6 separate regions of the Mus musculus genome follow, and regions 1, 3, 4, 5 and 6 are each linked to region 2. The links are chromatin loops, found by intact Hi-C in ENCODE. Cell type or tissue: heart. All regions are shown on one strand. Region 1 overlaps Clip1 (CAP-GLY domain containing linker protein 1). Region 2 holds the start of Denr (density-regulated protein). Region 3 overlaps Zcchc8 (zinc finger, CCHC domain containing 8). Region 4 holds the start of Zcchc8 (zinc finger, CCHC domain containing 8). Region 5 has its middle 34 kb from the start of Hcar2. Region 6 holds the start of Rsrc2 (arginine/serine-rich coiled-coil 2).

Region 1 (4,000 bases), 280 kb before region 2:
ATTAAAGCTTTATTGTTACACTAGGCATGATGGCGCATGCCTTTAACCCCAGCATCGGGGAGACAGGCAGTTGAATCTCTGAATTTGTGGCCACCTTGACTTCAGAGCAAGTTCTAGAACAGTCAGGATTATACAGAGAAACCCTGTCTCAAAAAAATTTATCATTTTTAATGATGTGTAGGTGTGTATGTAGGTATGTGCACTTAAGTGTGTGCAGTGCCCCCGGAGGCCAGAGGCGAGTGTCAAATCCTCTGGTACTGGAGTTACTGATGGCTGTAAGCTGTCCGACATGGATGCTGGGAACTGAATTCTAGTCTTCTAAAAGAGCAACAACTGCTTTTAACCACTGAGCCATCTCTTCGATCCTATTTCCTTTGTTTTTAAATTACATTTATCTATTTTTGTATTTGTGTGCACATGTATGGGCACATGTCCCAGAGTGAGCATGTGAAAGTCAGAAGACAACTTGCTGCAGCAGTTCTCTCCTCCTACGCTGAGGGGCCTAGGGCTCGAACTCAGGTCTTCAGGCCGACATCTCTGTCTAATGAGCTCCTTTTACCACGTCGCCAGCCCCTGAAACATTTACTTAAAGGACTCCAAATCAGGAAATAGCCAGACGTGATGGCACATGCCCTTAGAGTTGGCACTCAGAGGGTAGAGGCAGGTGTATCTCTGTGAGGTCAAGGCCAGCCTGATCTACATAGTATGTTCCAGGCCAGCTGGAGCTACAAAGAGAAACCTTATTTTAAAAAGAAATATATATATATTCATATATATATATATGTGTGTGTGTGTGTGTATGTATATATATATATGAATGAGAGATTCTCAGGCCATTTTACCCTAAAATGCACCACGTTTATTATATACCAGAACTATCCAACAGAACTTTTTGTAAATAACTAACTGAGCACTTAAAATGGACTAAACATAGTAATTTAAATTTACATTGAATTGGTGTTGAATAATATAGCTTTTTTTTTTTTTTTTTTTTTTTTTTTTTGGTTTTTCAAGACAGGGTTTCTCTGTAGCCCTGGCTGTCCTGGAACTCACTTTGTAGACCAGGCTGGCCTCGAACTCAGAAATCCACCAGCCTCTGCCTCCCAAGTGCTGGGATTAAAGGCATGCGCCACCACGCCCGGCATAGCTATTTTTAAAAGGAGAAATTTGGGGCTGGAGAGATGACTCAGTGGTCACGAGGGCTCGTGCTTACTGCTTTTTGCAGAGGACCCAAGTTTAGATACCAGCACCCACTGCAGAAAGCCCACAGCCACCTGTAACTCCAACTCTAGGATATCTGACACCCTCTTTTGACCTCCACAGGTGTGTCAATGTGCACACACCACCCATAAATGCAAATGCATACATATAATTAAAAAAATCTTGTTCTAAAAGTAGGAATTTGAGCTCATGCCTATAATCCCAGCATTCAGAAGGCTGAAGCAGTAGGATTGCTATGTGTTAAAGGACAGCCTGGACTACACAGCTGAGTGAGTTTCAGATCAGAAACAGAGAAACATTGTTTCAGAAAGGAAAAATGGAAAAAAAAAAAGGCACAGACACTCACAGAAGAAATGATCTTCACCAGTGTGAGCAGTGAAAGGGCACAGTGACAGGGAACCGTGGAGCAGCTGGGACCAGGCTCCTGACAACTACCTAGGCTCTCCAAAGCTCCCCCATAGGTACCATGGCGACTGTCCATAATTATTACCCTCCATTAAGGTCAAACTATGGTGTAAAAGGCAAAGAAAGAGGGAGGGAGGGTGAAAAGATTTGTTTATTTTGGAGCATTAGTTGGTTTGGTGTTTGTTTGTTTTGAGACAGGGTCTTATTTTGTGGCCTTGGATGGTCTGAAGTTTGGTATGTAGACAAGACTGGCCTGGATCTCAAAGTCTGTCGGCCTCTGCCTCCTGAGGGCTGCGATTAAAGCCTTGTACCATTACACAATTTGCAATTAAGAGAAAACCTACGAATGGAAATACAATTTCCTAAGGCAGAATACAACCCAGAGACAGTTCAAGCCGATAGAACACCTCGCCAATAGAGGGCACTAAAGAGCTGTACAGCCGCTGCCCAGGGTCAGGAAGGAGATGCTGAAGGGGGGGGGGTGGGGGTGGGGGGTGGGGGTAATAGGAAATACTTCCTAGTGAGATCTGACCGAGCTGGATGTGCCTGGGAAGAAAGATGCGTCTCTGTGTTTTGTAAAACTAAGCTGCCAATAATTGCCAGGCACTGCTTCACTGGAGAAAAGGGAGCATTTAAAAAGAACAAAGAAAGAAAAAAGAAAAATAACACCTCCCTTTACTAGTTCCATTTGATACAGTTCTCCTGGAGGTAATTAGCAAGCTGCTAATATACTCAATTTAACTCCATATTTTTGAAGAAGTAGAGAAATAACTGCAGTGTTTTGATTTGTTTTGTTTTTAAATGGAGAATGTTCCTTTAAACAGGAAAAGGCCAGGAAGGCTGAGATTCAGACTCCATCTGCCAGGTACTTACCAAAGTCTGAAGTTCTTTCTCCAAAGTCTCCTTCACTTGATTGACTTGATTCAAACTGTCCTGCAGACCAGTGAGCACTAGCTCTTTCTCCTGGAGCTCTTTGGTAATGCTATTAGCCTAACACACCGAGTTACATGGTACATGAGCAAATGGAACAAAAGAAAAGAAACAAAAAAGAATGATAAGGAAAAATAAAATGGTAAAATAATAATAATAATAATAATGAGAAACACAACAAAACAATACTGGAACGAGGGGTTTTTGTCGTTTCTCGCTTTGTGACTTTTCAAACAAAAAGCTGTAGGTATGACTGCCCCTGTTTGTCCTGGAACTCTCTATGTAGACCTGCATGGCCTCAAACTCTGTGTGCCAACATGCCTAGCTAAGGCGTGTTGTAAGTAAGTAAGTTACGTTAATTGTATTTGTATGTGTGTGTGTGTGTGTGTGTGTGTGCTCGCCTGTAGGTTTATGTACATCATATATGTGCAGAAGCTCGCCAAAAGACAGGGTCGGATCCCCTGGAACGAGACACCAAGCCTGGCTCCTCCTCAACAGCAGCAGGCAATGCTTAACTGCTGAGCGCCTCTCCACCTTCTAATGGTTTTTCTTTTTTTTTTCCCTTTGTCAAGGCAGGGTTTCTCTGTGTAGCCCTGGCTGTCCCAGAACTTGCTGTGTAGACCGGGCTGGCCTGGAACTCAGAGAGTTGTCTGCCTCTGCCTCCCCAGTGCTGGCACTAAAGGTGTGCCGCCACCACCCTGTTCTGATGGTTATTTTTAAAAGGTCAAAATATACTACTCTTCTATCCCTAAATTTGAAAACCATCTCGGTCTAAAGAAGGCAGTGCTGCATTTACGTCCTCAATGAGCTACCTGGTAAAGTTCATTTCTGAATTTAAAAAAAGTGGTAGATCGCTTCTCGGCCTTTTGGCTAAGATCAAGTGTAGTATCTGTTCTTATCAGTTTAAAAAAAGTGGTAGGGCCTGTTTGTAGCACAGACAGGCCCTGGGCACATTGTACTGGTAGTTTACATTGTTCTGTAAATTTGTGTGCTTAAAATATTTCAAAGTTTCCTTTAAAGATCCAGTGGACAGCCGTCAGAACTCAGCTTTCACTAAATCCTTATGCAAAAGGGTGACCCAATGATCAGCCCAATACTCTATTCTAGCTAACTTGCTTTTTATTATTGCTCCTTCAGAACCACCTTAGAGAGACTTTTCCTATAGCTAGCTTATTTTCAAGTACAGTTACTTAGCAGACTTTTGCTGTTCATCTGTCTTCATGTCCTCATTTAGCTACCACAGCCCTTTCTTCTTTGTCAATAGAACAGCTTCTTCCACAAAAGCCGTTCATCATCAGTCCCAGAGCCTCCACTGGGGGCAGGACTGGGGAAGAGTATCTTGGGGAACTGAGGCTGACATTTGACAGGGCTGGATAACAGGAAATGTGGACGCTTTAGTTTCCTAATCCTTGACAAACAACACACTTGTCTAGTCTCCCAACTC
Region 2 (4,000 bases):
AAAACACCATGAAATAAAACAAATTTTAAAAAATGTTAACAAGTGCGGGGCAGTGGTGGCGCACGCCTTTAATCCCAGCACTTGGGAGGCAGAGGCAGGTGGATTTCTGAGTTCGAGGCCAGCCTGGTCTACAAAGTGAGTTCCAGGACAGCCAGGGCTATACATAGAAACCCTGTCTTGAAACAAACAAACAAACAAACAAACAAAAAATGTTAACAAGTAAACTGACTGATGTTAACAATTCATTGCTATGCACTTTGATGTTTTATTTTAATGAGTAGATGTATATTCATATGTGTGTGTATATGTAGTGTGGTGTGTGGATGTGTGTGTGTGTTGTATGTGGTGTGTGTGGATGCGTGTATGTGTTTGTGTGTGGATGCGTGTGTGTGTGTGTGTGTGTATGTGGTGTGTGTGCCTGTGCATACATGTGTGTGCACAGGCAGGGGGCCGCATTGAATGTCACGCCTTTGACACACACAAGATCTATTTATTAGCCTGGATCTCGACAGTTAGCATAGGCCAGCTGTTCAGTGAACCCCGCGGATCTCCAGTTCCGCAGCAGCACAGGGATTGTAAACACGCACACCACATCTGGCTCCGAATATTTGTTTGTTTGTCTTGTTTATTGTATTTTTATATGGTTGGGAGGGCCATGGCAGACATGTGGAGGTCAGAGGACAACTCTGTGGAGTTGTCTCTCCTCCTACCTTCATCTGCGTTCTGAGAGCCGAACTCTCAGGCTGCTAGGTCGTGGGGCTGGTCCTCTGCTCACTAAGCCATCTCAATGGTCTCCATGCCTGGCTTTGGACATAGATCCTAGCAATCTAATTCAGGTCTTCGTGCTTACCAACTGGGCCATGCTCCAAGCTCTGTATCATGGTGTGCTTTTTCTTTTTCTTTCTGGTTTTTTGTTTGTTTTTTAAACATAAGTCTTACTGTGTAGCCTTGGGTGACCTTAAACTCAGCAATCCTTCTGTTTCAGCTGTCTAAGTGCTGAAACTACAGGCATATAATGCACACACACACACACACACACACACCACACACATACACACCCACACCCACACACACACCCACACACACCACATACACACACACACCACATACACACACACACACACACACCACACCCACACACACATACACACACACACACACCACACACACACACACACACACACACACACGAACACTCATCCACACACCCACACACATATATACAGGGTTTCAGGGTTTCTCTGTGTAGCTCTGGCTATCCTGGAACTTGCTCTGTAGATCAGGCTGGCCTCAAACTTAGAAATCCACCTGCCTCTGCCTCCTGAGTGTTGGGATTAAAGGTGCATATCACCCACCATGCTTAGCGAAATGTACATCTTTGCTGTGTGGGGTTTTTTTTTCCAGTCTGTAGATTAAACCCAGAGCCTTGTACGTTCAACACAAATGCCCTACGCTTACAGGCCAACAGCTTTGAACTTTGTAGACTAGGTTGGCCTAAAACTCAGACATTGGCCTGCCTCTGTCTCCCAAGTGTTGGGATTAGGGCTGGGCCTGTAACTCAAGGCAGAGCTCTTCTGTAGCATTCACAAAACCCTGGGTTCAATTCCCGGCACCAAAGGAAAGTTCCGGGAGGGGGGCCATATTTGGGTAGCTTAGTTCATGAAGGTGATGTTAAAAGCAAAAACGCAATGGTCTTTCTACCAGGCCCTTTCTGAGCTCCGAAAGTGTCCCAGTGCTATTCCTGTTTCACAAGTGGGACTTGGGCTGAGTATGCAGATGAAGGGATTTCCCCAAACTAAAAACAAGGAAGCAAAATTTAGACAAGGACCCGTGTGGTTAAAACCAGAAATCCTGAGACCGGATGGGAAAATCCCCGTTATAGAACACGTAGAAGGTGAAATATGCAAAAAGGAGCATATGGGAACAGTCGTCAGCCTGATGAAATAAATTCAAACAGTAATTAATATGACCTTTGCACGAGTAATTCCTATTTAGGGAATCGGAATGAAATAAAACCCTATGTCTCATTCAGCCACCATCTCTACGCCGTGGGGTGACTTATGCATCAGGCTAGTTAGTGGTTAGTCGGGACACTAGGATGTAGCCCAGACACTGGGGCAAGGCTGCCCACATCATTAATAGAGAGTCACCTGTGACTCAAGAACCTCTGCGCCAGTCCAGTCCACGCCCCACTGCGCAGGGACAGCCTGAGCCGCTGGCTCCCCCTTTGCCAATGGATAGCCAGCGCCCCCTACCGTCCGGCCGCCTCTACGCAACTCGGTCCCGTTTCCCCACCCCACACCCCTTCCCCCGGGCTCCACGCATGGGCGCATGCTCCTCCCTTTTTGGGCCCCGCCCACCCCGGCACGGTGGCGTCTCGCGACATCCTCCTAGCGGCTGGCCGGGGATATCGCGATAAAGGCTCATTGTCTCGCGCGAGCGCGCCCCAGCAGCGAATTTCGGGGCAGCCGTGGCCGGGAAGAGGAGTTGCATGTGTCGCTTCAGCTGGCGGGAGCGGAGGCGGCGGGGGCCGTGCGACCGGCTGGGTAATGAGCGCTCTCATTCGCGCTGCTGCGGCGGCCTCCCCGGGAGCTGGCGGCGCTGCCGAGGCGGCCCAGGCGCTGCCTAAAGCAGGAAGGGGGCCGGGCCGGGCGTCTCCACGCCCGCCCACATGGGGGCCTCCTGTGGAGTCCCCGGGATGTCCCCCTTAGCCCAGCCTTCCAGCGGGCTACCTGTCCTTTTCCCCAGGCCTGGCCCGATTTCCCCTCCCCAGGCTGTGGCATTGCCGTCCTTGTCCCTGGCTTGGTCTCTTTTCGGGATTTTGCTGTCGCCGCACCTTGCATTCTGGGCACCTCGAGTGACTTCGTCCCTGTCGTGCCAAGGTGTCCATAGCCTTTTAACTGCAGGCTGCATCCCTCCCATAGCAACCTCAGACCTGCCCCGTCTCTGTTGAAGCCACCAGCCCAACTCTGTCCCCCTTACTGCTTCCTCTTTTCCTCTGGTGTCCCTTTTTGCCCCTGCCCCAACACAGCCTTCATGGCCCCATTTAATTCTCGCTTCCCTGTAAACCCGTGGATGCAGGTAGATGAGGCTCCAGTTGATCATCAGTGACTCTAATGAGACTTCGTGTCCTTCTTTTAATAGACTCAAAACAGCTTTGGTGTTTGGGGGATACACAGTGGAAGCTAAGACTGCACCCCACCCCCAAGGCTGCTTATTTGGGGGGCGGGGGTCGAGCTTCTCAGATAGTGAAGTCGTGTGTGTCATTCTTGTTTCCAGGTTTGTGAGATGGCTACTGACATTTCTGAATCCAGCGGGGCGGATTGCAAAGGCGATACGAAGAACAGTGCCAAGTTAGATGCGGATTACCCTCTTCGAGTCCTTTATTGTGGAGGTAAGTGTTGGAACGACTGGCTCGCTGGTTTTTATACCTGATATTGATAGTTTCACATTTGGTCGTGTTCGCTCCCCCAACTGTCTTGGTTGTTGGGTGGATTCTTAGTTGAAGAGGGGGGGAGCCTAGTGAGGACCCATGGGTTGGTAGATGACTCCTTCTTTTCCAGGGTCACTTGGGTCTTGCGTCCTGGCCTGGAGGAGTTTCCTGGCCAATTGAAGTAGAGAGATACCAGGAGCCTGATCCCAGCCTGACTGGTGTTCCTTTGTAAGGAAAGCTTGTTGGAAGCTAAGGAGCCTTGGGGATAGTGAAGGATGGAAGAGCTAAGGTACAGAATCCTAAAGGAAATGAAGCAGGGCCTGGAGCTGTTGCTTGGTGGCACAGCACTTGTCCAGACAGTTCAAAGCCTCTACATTCAGTCCCAGTACTGGAGTGAGGAGGGGTCTGGGGGGAGCTTGATGTCTGACTAGAATCTTGAGTGGGTTTATTCTCCCCCACTACATCTTAATTTCATTTGTGCTTGTGTGTACTCATGCCACATCCATGTGTGGCTGTCGAGGACCTCGCGTGGGCCTTGGTTCTGTACACTGTGTGGATCCCGTGGCC
Region 3 (4,000 bases), 210 kb before region 2:
AAGGTCAGAGTCCAACTTGGTTTCTTCTCTTGCCACCAGGTGAATCCTGGGGACCCAACTCATTTCAGCAGTGGTGGCACACACCTTTCCACTGAGCCATCTTGCCGGCCCCTTTTGTTTCTGTCAATGTCCATTTGGTCCTGATGCTTTTGAGGATTGGTTCAGGAGTTTTCTCTCGCTAGCTGGCTCGAGCCTCCCATAAGTAGTTAGGCCAGCTGTTTCCTCTAGGCTTCTGAGCTCTTCCCTTGCCATAGGCTGCTTTGTGCTGGGGCCCTTGAAGCACAAAAGCTCCTTCAAAGGTGAGGTGACGTCTAACATCTTTCTTCTCCCTGAGTCAGGGTCTTGGCCTACGACTTGTCTTGCCTCAGTCTCCCAGTGCTGAGACTACAAGCAGGAACTAGTACTCCCAGCTCACTACTTCCTTCCGTCTCTTTACTGCATGTGCGGCTCCATGGTTAACTGCCAATTAGCTTTCTTCCTGGTCCTGGGGATCAAACCTAGGACCTCACATATGTCAGGTAAGCTACCATTCAGCTATAATTCCAGCCCTAAGTAATTAAATAAAAAAGAGGATGCCAGTTCCTGAGGAACCAATACTTTTGAGTTTCTCACAGGGGAACAGGGCAGTGGATAAAATTCTAGATTCAGGACTGGAGAGATGGCTGAGTGGTTTTCAGCACCCACATCAGCTTAACAAGTACCTGCGTGCAACTCCAGCTCTGGAGGATTCGGTGCCTTCTTCTGGGCCACAAGGGCACCTGCACACACACACACACACACACACACACACACACACAAACACACACACAAATTAAAAACATAAAAGTAAATATTAAAAAAAGGAACTTGGTGCCGGGCATGGTGGCGCAAGCCTTTAATCCCAGCACTCCGGAGGCAGAGGCAGGTGAATTTCTGAGTTTGAGACCAGCCTGGTCTACAGAGTGAGTTCCAGGACAGCCAGGGCTACACAGAGAAACCCTGTCTCAAAAAACCAAAAAAAAAAAAAAAAAAAAAGGAACTTGGATACAGAGTTAAGAGATCTGAATTTATTTACAATTATCTATGTCTTAGACATTTGTTTAAAAAAAAAAAAGCAAAAAAGAAGAGGCAATACCTACCCAATAAAGGAAAAATGGTATAATTTATACCTTAATAGAGTCTGTATGTGCTGGAAATAATTATTTCAATATTCAGCAGATACCAGCAATACAATATTTAAAGGAAAACTTTTTTCCCCCTGAAGCAGTATCACATTGTAGCTCAGGCTAACTAACCTTGCTATATAACCAAGGCTGGTCCTGATCCTCCAGCCTGCCACCCAACTGCTAGGATTTCAGGTCTAAGACACCAGACAGAGCTAAATAATAACTTCTGATGTAGATCAGCTAAGACTTCCATAGTCACATCACTGGGGCTGGGGAGGCAGTGTAGTTGGTAGTGCTTGCCTGGCACACACACATATGTAGTTGGTAGTGCTTGCCTGGCACACACATATGTAGTTGGTAGTGCTTGCCTGGCACAGACAGACAGACAGTGCTCTGGGTTGGATCCTTAGCCCCCAGGACTGGCAGTGCACACCTGTGATCAGGGATCTGGAAGACGAGAGAATTCCATGTCATCTTCAGGCTGGTGAGCTGGCTCACTGGGTAAAGGTGCTTGATGAAGACACACATTGATGAGAGAACAACACGTGGACACCACACACTGTCTTCTAACATCCACGCTGAGGAATGTCCGCCAACCCCCATAAATAAATGTTTGTTTTTTTAAAAAGAACCATGTCATCTTGCCTGTAATCTCAGCAGTAGGCAGTATCAGGAAGACTGTGAGTAAGGCCAGCCTAGGCTACACAGCAATAACCTATCTCGGAAGAAAGAACAGTGAGAGAGGAGAAAACATGTTTAATGTTGACAGGACCCCTTATCTCCTCCAGGCCTCCAGGAACCCCCTTCCTCATGGCAGGCCTGCTAGGAAGGCTGCTGCTTCCACAAGTCACAGCACCATGCGAACCCTGAAGAATGCACTGAAGACTCAGGTGACAAAGCAGCTGACCATCCCTCCCTGTACTGATTATAAATGGGCAAATTGGACTACTCCAGTGTCACTGAAATCTGGACCAATTCCCTTTTGCGCCCTCTGCTGGCCTGGGAGCAGCTTAACACTACCTGAGCGGTTATTCAAGATCTCCAAGTGTTCCAGAACTTGACCTGGCAGAGACTTAAGAGTGCCCAGCCAGAGAACCAGACCAGGCTCCAGCTTGCATAGGACAGTCACACTCAGTATGTGTCTGTCTACCTTCCAGCTGGAAGCCACAATATTATCATGTGCAAAGTAATTGCCCAAAGTAATTAAACAATTTTGTTTCTATATTAGTATATGTAAGGCTGGAATCCACTTACAGCAGCCAAACATGCAGTTTCTTTGCAACCTCATAATTTTCATTCAAGTTTAAAAGAACAATTTGAACTGTGAGTCATATCTACCCAAGTCTTGGTTCATGTGTAAGAAAACTAATTTATTAAACCTCTGTACACAAAGGTGAGCACACCTTTATTGGAAGCATATTTGAATAATTAAATTACAAAAAGTAAAAGTGTTATTAAAATCATGCATGAAAATCTTACAAAAATACCCCGAGCAAGCAGGAGCAAGCTGCCGATCCCTGATTGTTCTCATTTGGTTGTTGAAATTGAAATGTGAATTTAAAATTGTTAGAATTTTCTTTAAAAAGTGATATATTAAGCTTATATATACAGGATAATAGCAAAATGTAGAAAGGGAAAACAATTTACAAAAGACATTAAAAAAAAAAACCCTTCACTCTTGACAGACACTCACGATCCAAAAATAGTCTAACCCGGACCAAGCATCCCTGAACCAGCTCCCGCACGCAAACTCTGGGTTGCTGTCAGTGAGAAGAAAAGAACAAACTCACACCCAGTCTTTCATTCTGTAAAACAGCCTTGACTCGAGATCACAATTACACCAGATTCTGAAAGGTGGGAGGGACAAACGGGTCACCTGGCCTCAGGCTGGTGGGACAATCAGAGCTGCACATCACCACGCAGCCAGGGCTCACTCACAAGTCTTTTTGTTTTTCTGCTGATTTCGGGGTGAATTCTTCAACAGGTTTCTTATCCTGAGGTACATTCCAGTGGATTCAGCCATGTTCTCAAATTCAAAGGGTGTTATTCCAGTGGCAAACTTGCTCATGTCAGGTACTGGGCTATGGGTTTTTGGGGCCATCGGAGGCCGGCTGTCCGGGTGAATGGGCTGCTGGTTGCTCCCATTGCTCATGTTCATGTTCAACACACCGCCATTGTCGAGAAGAGCATCTCCCGGGCCCCCCTCAGCAGCAGCTTCCTCTTCTCTCTGAGAGAGCACTGCTGCCCCTGCTGCTGGGCTGCAGGATGGCTCGGGTCCAGCTGTGTCTACAGAAGCAGCTGGTTCCTGGGGCTCAGCCAGCACTGGCTTTTCCAGGGCCTTTCCTTCGGGGACAGGGAGGTCAAACTCGTTTGGACACGGGGAGGAGGCCACTGAGTTCCCAGTTAAAGGTGTGTCTCCAGGAACATCTGAGTCGCCATTCCCTCCCTCGGCCTGCTGGAGAGCCGCCCAGATCTGCCTCTGCTGCTCTTCCAGCTCCTCCAGCGTCAGGGCATCCTCATCCATGGCTGAGGCTGCGGGTCGGGCCTGGGGTGAGTCACTGGGAGTCAGTGGTGGGGTTCCCTTAGGGAGTGGAGGGGTGAAGAGAGGCGGGGGAGTTCCCTGTGGGAGTGGAGGCGGTGTTCCGGGAGGCAACGGTGGTTGGAACTGAAATGCTTTGCTGCTCTGAGAACCAGGTGGAATCTCTACATCTGAAAGAGGAAAGACACTTCAGAAGTCACAGCGCTTCATACAAAGTTATTATTGGAACTTGGGGTACCTAGAGGAAGAATGGCCATAAGCACCCATCTTTGAGATGGTGCAGACAAGGGGTAGATATGGCAGCCAATGCCTGTAA
Region 4 (4,000 bases), 190 kb before region 2:
TTAAATTCCTATCATATGGAGATGCCAGCATTAGTGTAACTGTTATAAGCAGATGTCTGAATACATGCCTCCTGCATTCGATACTTTCTCAAAAGCATATTTCCTTTTCTTCTAAAGTGCTGTGCCTTGCCAGACTTGGCCCTAGGTGTAATCCCAGTACTAGGGAAGGGGAGGCGGGAGGACCAAGAGTTCAAAGTCACCCTGAGCCACACTGTAACCAGAGACCAGCTTAGGCTACAAGAAGACTGTATCAACAAAACAAAAAATGCTCTACCTGCACTGTCTGTAACTGTAAAATATTTAATACGTACTTTACAAATATTAATAAAAATATTTAATGCTAGTGTGGTTGCTCCTGTTATCCCAGCACTTTCAAGGTAGACAAACAAAAACCAATAAGGTTAAGGCCAGTGTAAACATACAGTGGATTCCAGGCTAGTTTGGGTTACAAGATGAGAAACACTGTCTCAGTAAACCCACCCTTGCCTGTCCAAAACAAAATCCCACCAACCAACCACCACCAATAATAACAACAGTAATAATAACAGCTGTAAAGAAATCATCGGCTAACATAACTGTAAACTTATTTTATCTTACCAGAAATGTGTTAAATATGAACAGCTGGGTCTAACTTGCTTCTCTGAATTGTCAAGCAAAAATTTCTGGATTGAGGAAAAAGACCCACTAAGTCTGTTTAGACATTTAACCCACTTACCAGAATTCCTTTATACCCCTAAGTCAACAATAAAGAACCGTTACTGAATTCTTCATTGGATTCTGAGTTGTGGATGATACAAAAATTCCTTTTTCTACAAGGATGCTGTGACTAGAGAAGGAGAGCCAAGAGGCAGCTCGTGTGTAATTTCAAGATGTCATACCTGGGTCTTGTCAGAATGTTCAACTTTCTTTTAAGTTCTTGATGTTATTACTGGTTAAGGAATATCAGTCCTCAGGACATAACAACCAACCACTAAAACTTTCACTTTTGTTATCCAAATGACATAAATGTAAAGGAAGGCCCCGTAATCAGTACTTTGAAGGAAAAACACTGGGTACATGTTTTGCCGAGGGCAGGACAACTGGACCTGAACATTAAATAAGGTCTTCATCTCTTTGAACATATATTCTAAGACATGGTCCTGGAGTTCAGAAACAGTCTAAGAGATGAACCAAAAATTTCAGTTAGACCGCGGTGTTCCCGGAACAAGTTGAAGCAATTAAGAAAAATTTCCACGTCAAAGCATAAAGATAAATGATAAAGTTAATATAGCAAAATGTTTGCAAGAATGTGAGAGAACCCCTACGGATATGAAATACACAATCCTTTCAACTCTCTAGTATTTTATAAATTTTCATAATAAAGTGTGTCACGGAAAATGGTTTCATGAAAAAAAAATCAGACTTGAACTTCAAAAGTTGACATAACAACCATGCTCAGGGTTCAGGCTAAGTTCCAAAAGGAAAGTTACCTGAACCAAAACTACCTAAGAACGGGAAATTAACATACTAGCAAACCCACAAACGTTATAATCACGTTAATAAAGTCAAAGGGAATTTTGGCGCGTTTTTCCCGGAGCACCGGGAGGCAAGTTAGCTCAAGAAATCAAAACGATCTGGACAATTTAGCAAGTCTCTTCGCATGCTAAATCTTTAAGGTCGTCCCCCCCGCGCCCCGATTCTCCATCACAGTGGGCACTCGTAGCTTTCGTCCCTCCACAAATCATCCCACTCCCCGGCTGCGACGCCCCGCACCTTCAAACGCACAACTACACTACGACTCGTCTCTTCTCGAGCTTGGCACGCAAAGTTAGAAAACACGGTGACCTCCAAGACCGGGAGAGAAGTGTCTCCAGTGTCACAACAGTTGAGAGCAGCTTTGAGTTGGGGGGCCAGGGTGGTGTGCACTGGAGGACGCTCGCGGGGAAGGGATCGCGCGCGGGCCGCGGATGCAGCTTCTGCAACCGGACCGAGACTCCCGCCCGCCCGCCAGGTCGCGGGAGGAAGGACTTCGAATGCTAATCTTCTTGGAAATTCCGCCGTGTCCCCCGCCCGCCGCCACCCAGACCCCGAGTGCCAAGTGACACCCGGCCCATCGCGCCGGAAGGATATTCTCGGCGCGGAGCTGCTCGATGGTGGCCTCGCAGCGCCGGAGCTGCTCCTGCAGCTCCGCATCGCCCACCCCGTTCTCGTCGTCGTCGTCGTCCTCTTCCTCCTCGTCGTCCTTGAACCGGGTGTGAACGGGCTTCGGCGTCGACTCCTCTGGTGGGTCAAACGCCTCGAAGAGCTCTAGGTCGCCAAAATCCACACCGGCCGCCATCTTGGGCTGTGGGAAAGCTTGGAGGGCAGGGGGCGAAGGTTGGAGGCCAGAGCCGCTCTCCCTGGAGGCTTTTCTCCACACACAGGCCTCCAAAGCCGTCTAGGGGCGGGTCCTGGACGGAGACTACAACTCCCAGAATGCCAAGGCCGCCCTCATGCCTCTTTCCGAATGGGCCACAGAGCGTGGCATTCTGGGATATGTAGTTTCTAAGCGACGGGACTCATTGTTTGCGTTGCACACTGGGATTGCTCTTTTTAAAAAAACGGTTCTGAATGAGTTAAAACAATATGGATTGTCCCCGTTAGGCGTTTAAAGCTGAAGGAATCAAAGCCGGATACATGGCTTTGACAAAATGTGGTGCGGTTCCCCAGCGTCGAAAAGAGAAGACAGGAACTCTACCTTTGCCGTAGATAAATGTGCTCTCAGACACAAGCCACTTTATTTTGCTTGTTTCATTTGTAAATGAATGAAAAATGAAGTTATTCCACTGCCTACTCTCATGAACTCCTATCAGGGACGAAACAAACAGAAAAACCAGAAAACCCTTTATTATGTTTCTACTTTCATATGCCGCTGGATTTGAATGGATATTTTCGTCATCACATGTTAAAATCACCGGAAATTATAACCTGTAACAAATAATGTCAGGTTAGTTATGGTCTCTGTTGGAGGCCAGCTCCTGTAGCGCGTTTAGTGATCCAAGGAGGGGTTGATGATATTAATGTAAATCAGACAGACAGACACAAACACACACACACACACACACACACACACACACACACACACACACACACGGTGAAGCAAGGCTTCAACAAGCGTCAACAACTTTATTACTTCTCCCATAACTTATATCTTCCAGCAAAATCTCCCAAGTAGTACAAAGATTACAATGTGGCTACATTTTGTAAGTGAATGATTATAATAAATACACAAGCAAAAAAAAAACCCCAAAAACAAAACAAACAACCCCCCCCCCCAAACCCAGCATGTTACACCATACCTTTTACAAGATTGAAAGTCTTAGGTATTATAAGTGAAAAAAAAAATTAAATAAATTATAATAGATTAAGTGTAAGCAAGCAAGCTACTTTTTCTCAGCCAGTTCTTGTACTACCAGGCTACAATTTGCAGTTATAATGAAAAGATCAATTATTTATCTTTTAAAATAATCTTATAAAAGAGTATTTAGAATCAGAAATCTAAGCTTGTGTGTGTGTATGGTGTCTGTGTGTGTGTGCACGCATGCACACAGAGGCAAGGTTTTTCTGTGTACCCGTGGTTGACCTGGAACTTCTGTGTACCCATGGTTGTCCTGGAACTAGCTCTGTAGACCAGGCTGTCCTCAAACTCACCAGCCTCTGCCTCCCAGGTCCTGGGTTTAAAGACTTAAGCTACCACCACCTTCCTACTTTAAATCCTCAGTTGTACACCCACTCACTGATTTTTTTTTATCAAATTATATCAGGAAGATAAAGGTAAAAATAGATACAAGTAATTATCACTTGATGACCCATCCAGCCTTAGCAAGAAAGCCACATAAGCTAAGAACTAGCTCAGCTACCATTGTTCTTGTTCCCTGACCTCAAAAAAATTCCTGGTTCAACTTTCAAAAGTATACCAGTCTGGATATTAAATTGTTCCCCAAAGTCCTATATATCAAAGCAAAAACTTTTTTTTTTTTTT
Region 5 (4,000 bases), 76 kb before region 2:
AAGTGGGGCTGGCTTACAGGTGCAGAGGTTCAGTCGATTATCATCATAGCAGGAAACACCACAGTCTCCTCCAGGCAGGTATGGCGCTGAGAGTTCTCTACATCTTCATCCAAAGGAAGCCAGGAGCAAATTGCCCTCAGGCAGCTAGGAGGAGAATCTCAAATCAGAATGCCACAGTGACATACTGCCTCAAACAAGGCCACACCTCCTTCAAGAAGTCCACACCCACTCCAAGAAGGCCACACGTCCTCATAGTTCTACTCTGTGGGCCAAGCATATACAAACCATCACAGAACCTATTAATATTATTCGACTAAATGGATACGGTATCAATCTGCCCTCTATATTTGTACCTATATGGATAGACTTGCACACCTCTTAGGCCCCATTAGTTTCTTTGTTAACTCAAAAGGCTCAGGAACCATTATAGATGGGGTGGGAGGGATGGAAAGATGGTAAGAGCTATAGGGCGGGAAGCCCGGAGCAGAACAGCATCTTCCAGACCAGTCAGGACTGCTGCAGTTCCAAACTCACAGAAGCTGTGATTGCCTGAACAAGATCAAACCAGTTAACGCTCCTTTACTTACGAAATTACTGAAATTATTAATTATTTTTGGCTACTCAATCTCAGAATAAAATGAGTGCTTATGCCGGGCAGTGGTGGCACACGCCTTTAATCCGAGCACTCACAAGGCAGAGGCAGGGAGATTTCTGATTTCGAGGCCAGCCTGGTCTACAGAGTGAGTTCCAGGACAGCCAGGGCTATACAGAGAAACACACTGTCTTGAAAAAAAAAAATGAGTCCTTATATGTTTCATAGTCACAAGGACACATGACAAGGGACAGAAAGTGGGAAGTTAGTTAGCACTGACTAACTTCCAGGGAACAGGATGAGTTTTTGAGACTTACACGTACCCTTCTACATGTCAATCAGAGTGACGCTGCTAACGTTTTAATCCCTTGACCGCTAGAAATGGAGCATCAGTTGATGGAGTGTTCTTTCTCCCCTGGTGACAGAAAGCATGACCTGATAAAAAATGAAATCTGAGCCGGGTGTGGTGGCGCATGCCTTTAATCCCAGCACTTGGGAGGCAGAGGCAGGCGGGTTTCTGAGTTCAAGGCCAGACTGGTCTACAAAGTGAGTTCCAGGACAGCCAGGGCTATACAGAGAAACCTTGTCTCGAAAAACCAAAAAACCAAAAAATAAAAAATAAAGTCCGGGGCTGGTGAGACTCAGAGGGTAAGAGCACCGACTGCTCTTCCGAAGGTCCTGAGTTCAAATCCCAGCAGCCACATGGTGGCTCACAACCATCCATAACAAAAATCTGTTGCCCTCTTCTGGAGTGTCTGAAGACAGCTACAGTGTACTTATGTATAATAATAAATAAATCTTTGGGCTGGAGTGAGCAGAGACTGAGCGAGCTGAGGCTGACCAGAGCTAGCAGGGATTGACTGGAGCGAGTGGGGCCGGTGGAAGCAAGCAGAGGTCTTAAAAATTCAATTCCCAACAACCACATAAAGGCTCACACCTTCACAACAGCTACAGTGTACTCGTATACATAAAATAAATAAATAAATATTTTTTTAAAAATTGAGGATTCTGGGAACTGAACCCAGGTCTTCAGTAAGAACCGCAAGCCCTCTTAACCCCTGAGGCCATCTCTCCAGTCCATTACTTTTCATTTATGGACATGTATGTGTATTTATGTGAGTGTGTGCAAATGCCCATAGAGAGGAGAGGGCGTCAGATCGCTAGGTTGTGAGAACCAACCATGAGGGCTGGGGACTGAACTTGGGTCGTCTGTAAGAGCAATTTGCACTCTTAAAGGCTAAGATCTCCCCAACTCTGTTTACATAGTTTTTGATGGATATTTTAAAAAAAATTTTTTGGAAAACATTTTATATGTACAGGTGTTGTGCCTGCGTGTATGTTTGTATACCATATCCGTGCCTGGTGCCTGTAGAGGCCAGAAGAAGGCATTGTGTTGGGACACCATCCAAGACTGGAGTTGTCCAGGGAGAATTCTGAGTGCGTGAGAGAAAACAAGAGGTTTATGGCTTCGCTGTCTTCCAAATGGAAGTTTTCTTGAAATGCATTTTTGTGCCTCTCCCAGATGTAGCAGATAGGAATGAGCTTACTTCAAATTATTTTTTATTGCTTGCTGATGCTATTCCATTGAATTTTTATTTGTTTTGTTTTGTTTTTCAGTTTTTCTCTGTATAGCCCCAGCTGTCCTGGAGCTCACTCTGTAGGTCAGGCTGGCCTTGGAACTCACAGAGACCTGCCTGCCTCTGCCTCCAGAGTGCTTGCATTAAGGGCAGGTGTCATCACCACCAAGTTCAATTAAACATTTAAACTATCCTTTCTATGCCGATGTGGAAAAAACGTGTTTGCCATTTGTGGTTTGTCCTTGTGATTGTACACAGCTTGAACTCATGAGGACTTTACTCCTGTGGTTTCTCTTTAACCTCCGAGTGTAAACTGTCTGGGGACCTGAATCAGCATCGCTGTGGCGGGAGACTTCAGTCTGCTCATTTAGCGGCTCCGTTCTCCCAGCTCCGAAACTTTATTTAGGGATGTAAGCGCGTGTGGTGGTTGGAATAGAAGCCAGGTCCTCTACAAAAGCAACAGATGTCCCTAGCCACTGAGCCACCATCTCTCCAGCCCCGTGGTGGATTGTTTGAGTAAGAGAGTCAGCCTATTTGAAAGCCCACAGAGATTTGCCTCACTGACACAAGACACTGATAGTCCAAGCAGGAGTTTATGAGAGTTTAGTAACCTGTCAAGATTTGAGATCAGGCACCCTCACATGAGAAGCTGCTACACACACTTGGGTATGTCCTATTCTCTATGACTGTCCCTTTCAGAAGCCACACCCAAGCTTTTTTCTTCCTGGTGCCTCTCTTTGTCTGACCCCTTGTGTTTAAGCTTAGATTTAAAATCTCTTGGGCTGCTGAGATGCTCAGCAGATAACAGAGCTCAGACTGACAACCCGAGTTCAAACGCTGAGACCCACGTGGTAGGAGATAACCGACTCCCGCAAATTGTCCTCGGACCCCCGTGTGTGAGTCATAAAATGTGCACAGGAGCGCATGTGTGCGTGCACACACGTACACACACACAAAGTAAGTAAATAAATGTAATCTAAAAAATTGTAGAGCTAATGAGGGCTTTCATCACGTCTGAAGCAACAGTGCATCCTCTGTATTGGAAGAGATGACGCAGGGAGGAAAGAGAAGGAAGTGGTATTGCTTCAAAAACAAGGCTTGTTGGCTAATTTTTGCCAGTGTCCCTATATCTAGGCTTCATTAACATTTTAAGTCCAAAAATGGTTGCATAATGCACAGCACATACTATATTTTATACCTCAGAAAAAGAGAAGTGGCAATTTACAAAATCGCCCTGACTACTTTTGGTCCCATGATGTCACGTGCCTACCCTTGGTGTCGTGGTCATACGGGAGCCATATGTCTAGGAAAAGTTGCATCATCAAACCCCAGGAACTGGTACAGTGGGGTGTCTTCCTCTGTTTTAGTGCCCCGTGGCCATCAGTTATATACTAATGACCATTCTATGGTTATAAATTTACTATGTAAAAAGATACAAACTGTGCGCCCTGGGCTGCTGTGTCTCAGTGGTAGCCTGTTTGCATAGCATGCATGAGGCCAGGGGTTCGGTCCCCAGCATTGCCAATAACAAAAGAGTTCTGCAGTGTAGTCTCTTAGTAGAAGGCCTTTTTCTTAGGAAGCTATTTTCTTGTGTCTAAGTCGAGGGTCATGGTGTCATTTTTCTGATTTATGTTTCACTCATAGCCCTGCAGGGAACGGGGAGTGTACCTGATAGGATAAAATAAGAATGTGTATGTTAAAGGTTGTAAGATAATGAAAAAGAGGCCAGGCACAGGGTGACACAGGCCTTTAGTCCCGGCACCTGGGAGGCAGAGGCAGGTGGGTCTCTGTGAGTTCAGGGCTGACTTCACTGAGGCTGGCTGTGAGTGTT
Region 6 (4,000 bases), 160 kb before region 2:
TGCCTCCCAAGTGCTGGGATTAAAGGCGTACGCCACCACACCCGGCAAATAATACCATTCTTGAAGTATACTAAGAGGCCCAAGACACTAATCCCACAATTTAAAAAAGCTTGCCTACTCTTTGAAAAGTCAAAAAAAAAAAAATCATTCTAAATTCATCTAGAAAGAGGGTAGTGAGATGCAGAAAAACTACCTGTACCATTCTAATTTCAAATACTCCAACTATCAGGAAAAGTAAGCCTTATTTGCAATATGAAGTTAAAACCTGTCAGTAAAAGGAAATACAGAATGCTTACAAGAATATTTTCTTTCGAAAACCAGAAACAAATTATCACAGGCTAATATGATTCATTAGCAATGAGCATAGTATATATCCAGGGCAGGCTTCCTGTTCAGGTCTCTTAGATACGGCTTCCATTTGGTTCAGGAAGGGGGTCTTAAACAATGCTGCGGTTCTCAAAGGTTTCGGAGTTCGGGGGCAGCATGGCCTACAGAGCGAGTTTCAGGACAGCCAGGGCTACAGAGAAACCATGCCTCAAAAATAAAAACCCCAAAAAACAAAAAAAAACCAACCCCCCCCAAAAAAAAACCTCATAAATCGCTTTAAAACATAAGGGACTGGAACTAGATAGACTTTTTTTTCCCCTCTTTAAGTGAATCCCAGTTTCAACCAATAAGGTTCGCAAAACTAGAAGTAGCCCTATCACTGAGGGATCGCTCAAAGATAAATAAACAAACAAATAAAAAGACTGTGTCCTCCTACACTGCGCCTTAAGGAGCCTGCCTTTTGACCCGATGCGTCCCAGAGGATACTTCTGGTCTTTTTTTCCTTTCCGGTCAAATGCGATAAAGCGCCAAGCATGAACGCAGAAGCCTTAGGAAACGCAAAGCCTAACACCAGTCTGGGTCAAAGAGCTAAACCCCACAGTTCGGTGGGCTTCTGGAGAAATACTGGGTCAGGGAAAATGATGAGGAAAGTTCTGGAGAGGGAAAGAAAAAACCAAGCCATTCCCTGCGGCTCCCCACCCCCAGCCAGACGGCCTTACCTCCCCCTCCCTGCAGCAGGAAGCCATGATGGCGAGCGCAGCGAGCGGCCGCGGCGCCATCTTGTCCACACACAGGCACGGACAACAGCCCTGATGAGCTGGTCGCCCACTCTGTGTTAAAGAAACAAACAAACAAAAAACCCAGCCTGGCCTTCGAGCTCCACTTAGTACCTACCGCCATTATTTTTTTGAGTCCCGGCCGCTAAGGCGGCGCCTCTGCTTGCCCGCACTCAACAGTACTGGCCGCCTCGAAGCTTCGCCACAGACTGAATCTCTTGCGCGAGAGACCCGGATGGCACAAGAAAAAAAAAAAAAAAAAAAGGGGATGAGGCCGGGCCAGGCGCGCAGCTTGCTGGGAGAAAAAGTGGGTGGCGATAAGAGTTTCTATAACAACGCGGTTCGAGGCGGTGATTGGTTAGTCTCTCGAAGGGCGTGGCGTGAAGCCTACGAAGTGGGTGGGGCCAAGGATACCTCCCAGAATGGATGCTCGGTATCGGGAATTCAATTTAGTTTAGGGCGGGGCGGTTTCCGCGCTCAATTTTGAGCCAAGTTTGGCCTGCTCCGGCCTCCGTAAAAGGGGTTGAGCACGGTATTCTCCCGCCAATTCAAATCAGTGGCAGGGAAGGTAAAATGAGTAGGGGCGGTTGTGTCCGTCGGGAAGAAGTGTGAGACACTTGAGAATTCTCTTTTTAATTTCGTCAGCTGCTGCAGGTGAGACGTCAGCCTTGCGGCTCGATGGGAGCGGGAGGAGTGTTAGGTGGAACCAGCAGGGGGCTTCAGTCCGTCTCTGGGTTTTATCGATCTCTAGATGATGGCGGGAGAAAAAAATTAGAGAGGATTCTAGATGGCAGGCCGTCTGAGTTTTCGTGGATATAGCTTCATCGATAGTGTTTCATCTGATTCATGACCTTGTATTGGCTCGTCTGTTTTTTTTCCGCACTCGGTGATGTCAAAATCTGTTTATCACCTGTTTGCTCTCTTTCACCAGAAGAAAGTGTAGTCTTAAACGGGGCAGTGGTGGCGCACGCCTTTAATCCCAGCCCAGCATTCCGGAGGCAGAGGCAGGCGGATTTCTGAGTTCGAGGCCAGCCTGGTCTACAGAGTGAGTTCCAGGACAGCCAGGGCTACATAGAGAAACCCTGTCTCGAAGGAAAAAAAAAAAAAAAAAAAAAAAACCAAAACCAAAAAAACCCAAATACTTGACACAGTGTTCAACCATTTTGTCGTTGTTGTTCCCTCAAGACTATAAACCTCAGGGTTGGGAATGTTAAGTCAGTTGGTAGAGTGCTGAATAACTGGTCTAGCCTGTGGTCTGAGTCCAGACTCACAGAGCTTTGTCCTGTCTTTGCCTCCCAAGTACTAGGTTAAAGGCCAGTCTGGCTCAGAACTCAGAGATCCACCTGCCTCTGCCTCCTGAGTGCTGGGATTTAAAGTCGTGTTATGTTCTTAGCAGGAGCTCTTTTCCTTTATTCATTACATTCCTAGCCCAAATGTTATCTGCTTCCAGATAGCATATTATCAGACAATTCAAATAGAGTCCCAGGAACCATCAAAACCCAGAACAAGCAGGACGTGATAGCTCTTGACTGAAATCCCAGGAGTCTAGAGCTGAGGTAGGACGATCCTGAGTTCAAGTTAGGATCAAGACCTTTAGTTACACAGTGAGAGGCTGACTCAAAAGAAAAAGTTATTCAAAACAAAACAAACAAACAAACAACCCTTCAAGCCAGGCAGAGATGTCGCATACCTTTAATCCCAGCACTCAGGTGGCAGAGGCAAAAGGATATCTGAGTTTGTGGTCAGCCTGGTCCATACAGTGAGTTCTAGGCTACACACACACACACAAAACTCCTTCAAAACAGCCTTAGTTTTAGCTAACTCCAACATTCCCCTCCCACTCTGTGTGTGTGGACAGGATCTTGCAATACAAGCTTGGACCAGACCAAGGTTCCCCAAATTTGAAATTATTCTTCTGTCTTCGCCTTTGGCATGCTGAGATTATGGGTGTTTGCCACGATGCCTGTCTACATTATGCTCCTACATGTATACGTATATTTTCTTTACATTTATTGTGTGTGTACATTCATAGGTCAGAGGATAACATTCATGCAGTTCGTTCTTCAACTTTGTTGCTTCTTTTTTTAATTTTTAAATTTTGTGTCTTGAGTTTCTTTATATAGCCTTAGCTTTGTAGACCAGGCTGGCTTCAAACTCACAGAGATTTGTCAGCCTCTGCCTACTGAGTGCTGGGATTTAAAGGTGTGCACCACCACACCCGCCAACCATGTGGATTCTTAATGGAATTCATATTGCCAGTCAGGTTTGGCATCAAACTTCACCCTTATAACAACCATCTTGCCAGCCCTATATTACTATTTTAAAGATTAAAATTGGGGCTGGAGAGATAGCTCAGCGGTTAAGAGCACTGTCTGCTCTTCCAGCGGACGAGGGTTCAATTCCCAGTGCCCATGGGGTGGCTCACAACTGTCTGTGACTCTAGTTCCAGGGTATCTGATGCCCTCACACAGACATGCATGCAGGCAAAACATCAATGCACATTAAAAAAAAATTAGAAAATTGTAGCCACCAGCAGCCTGGGTTACTGGGTTCCTGAAAGGAAAGCTCGGGACGGATGGGAAGGTTGTGAGAGAAATAAATTAGCCAAGACCAAGTTCTCTGATCAAGGCTCAATGTTTAAAGAGCCAAAAGCCAAAAACTGTTCTTTCGTACACTGTAGTGTTCTTGAACTTGTAGGCCTCCTGTCTCTGTCTCCTGCGTGTTGGAATCACAGGCTTGCGATACTGTGCAGTGTTTATAATGTCTTAGAGATGAACATGTGTGCTAGACAAGTACATTCCTCTTCACTTTGTTTGCTGTGTTTTGAGACAGAATTTCTCCACTATGCAGCTTTGGCTAGCCTACACCATATACAGCAGCTTGGCCTTAAACTCACC

The links. Hi-C counts contacts between places; a loop is a spot of excess contacts. Peaks named below come from ENCODE experiments on the same cell type or tissue, not always from the same donor. Only the 100,000 strongest peaks of a DNase experiment are listed, where the experiment ranks them.
Region 1: it touches region 2 in a loop (4-fold over the local background); 17 of 42 quality-filtered maps call a loop at or near these places.
Region 3: it touches region 2 in a loop (3-fold over the local background); 4 of 42 quality-filtered maps call a loop at or near these places.
Region 4: it touches region 2 in a loop (4-fold over the local background); 6 of 42 quality-filtered maps call a loop at or near these places.
Region 5: it touches region 2 in a loop (4-fold over the local background); 23 of 42 quality-filtered maps call a loop at or near these places.
Region 6: it touches region 2 in a loop (4-fold over the local background); 15 of 42 quality-filtered maps call a loop at or near these places.

What each region holds. Positions count from the first base shown.
Region 1 is chr5:123,624,795-123,628,794 of GRCm38, forward strand. Clip1 (CAP-GLY domain containing linker protein 1) reads right to left here. Exons shown (of 24, transcript NM_019765.5): 10 at 2,500-2,616. It also overlaps the pseudogene Gm24840. Among named protein-coding and RNA genes, the nearest start is that of Vps33a, 54 kb to the left of the region's middle. In heart, CTCF peaks have their summits at 224 and 2,008 (motif pointing right); a DNase peak (open chromatin) is centred at 2,047.
Region 2 is chr5:123,904,821-123,908,820 of GRCm38, forward strand. Denr (density-regulated protein) reads left to right here and starts at 2,455. Exons shown (of 8, transcript NM_026603.4): 1 at 2,455-2,546; 2 at 3,280-3,394. The coding sequence starts at 3,289. In heart, no CTCF peak of the experiment used is centred here; a DNase peak (open chromatin) is centred at 2,331; H3K4me3 peaks cover 1,809 bases; H3K27ac peaks cover 1,405 bases.
Region 3 is chr5:123,697,269-123,701,268 of GRCm38, forward strand. It overlaps Zcchc8 (zinc finger, CCHC domain containing 8), which reads right to left. Exons shown (of 14, transcript NM_027494.3): 14 at 1,034-3,854. The coding sequence ends at 3,076. Among named protein-coding and RNA genes, the nearest start is that of Clip1, 15 kb to the left of the region's middle. In heart, CTCF peaks have their summits at 2,147 (motif pointing left) and 3,399; DNase peaks (open chromatin) are centred at 2,113 and 3,543.
Region 4 is chr5:123,718,614-123,722,613 of GRCm38, forward strand. It overlaps Zcchc8 (zinc finger, CCHC domain containing 8), which reads right to left and starts at 2,431. Exons shown (of 14, transcript NM_027494.3): 1 at 2,110-2,431; 2 at 879-921. The coding sequence starts at 2,317. In heart, no CTCF peak of the experiment used is centred here; a DNase peak (open chromatin) is centred at 2,428; H3K4me3 peaks cover 2,715 bases; H3K27ac peaks cover 1,859 bases.
Region 5 is chr5:123,829,162-123,833,161 of GRCm38, forward strand. No RefSeq gene overlaps it. Among named protein-coding and RNA genes, the nearest start is that of Hcar2, 34 kb to the right of the region's middle. In heart, no CTCF peak of the experiment used is centred here; no DNase peak of the experiment used is centred here.
Region 6 is chr5:123,748,068-123,752,067 of GRCm38, forward strand. It overlaps Rsrc2 (arginine/serine-rich coiled-coil 2), which reads right to left and starts at 1,347. Exons shown (of 10, transcript NM_001005525.2): 1 at 1,222-1,347. The coding sequence starts at 1,227. Kntc1 (kinetochore associated 1) reads left to right here and starts at 1,659. Exons shown (of 64, transcript NM_001042421.1): 1 at 1,659-1,757. In heart, a CTCF peak has its summit at 1,784 (motif pointing right); a DNase peak (open chromatin) is centred at 1,474; H3K4me3 peaks cover 2,609 bases; H3K27ac peaks cover 1,985 bases.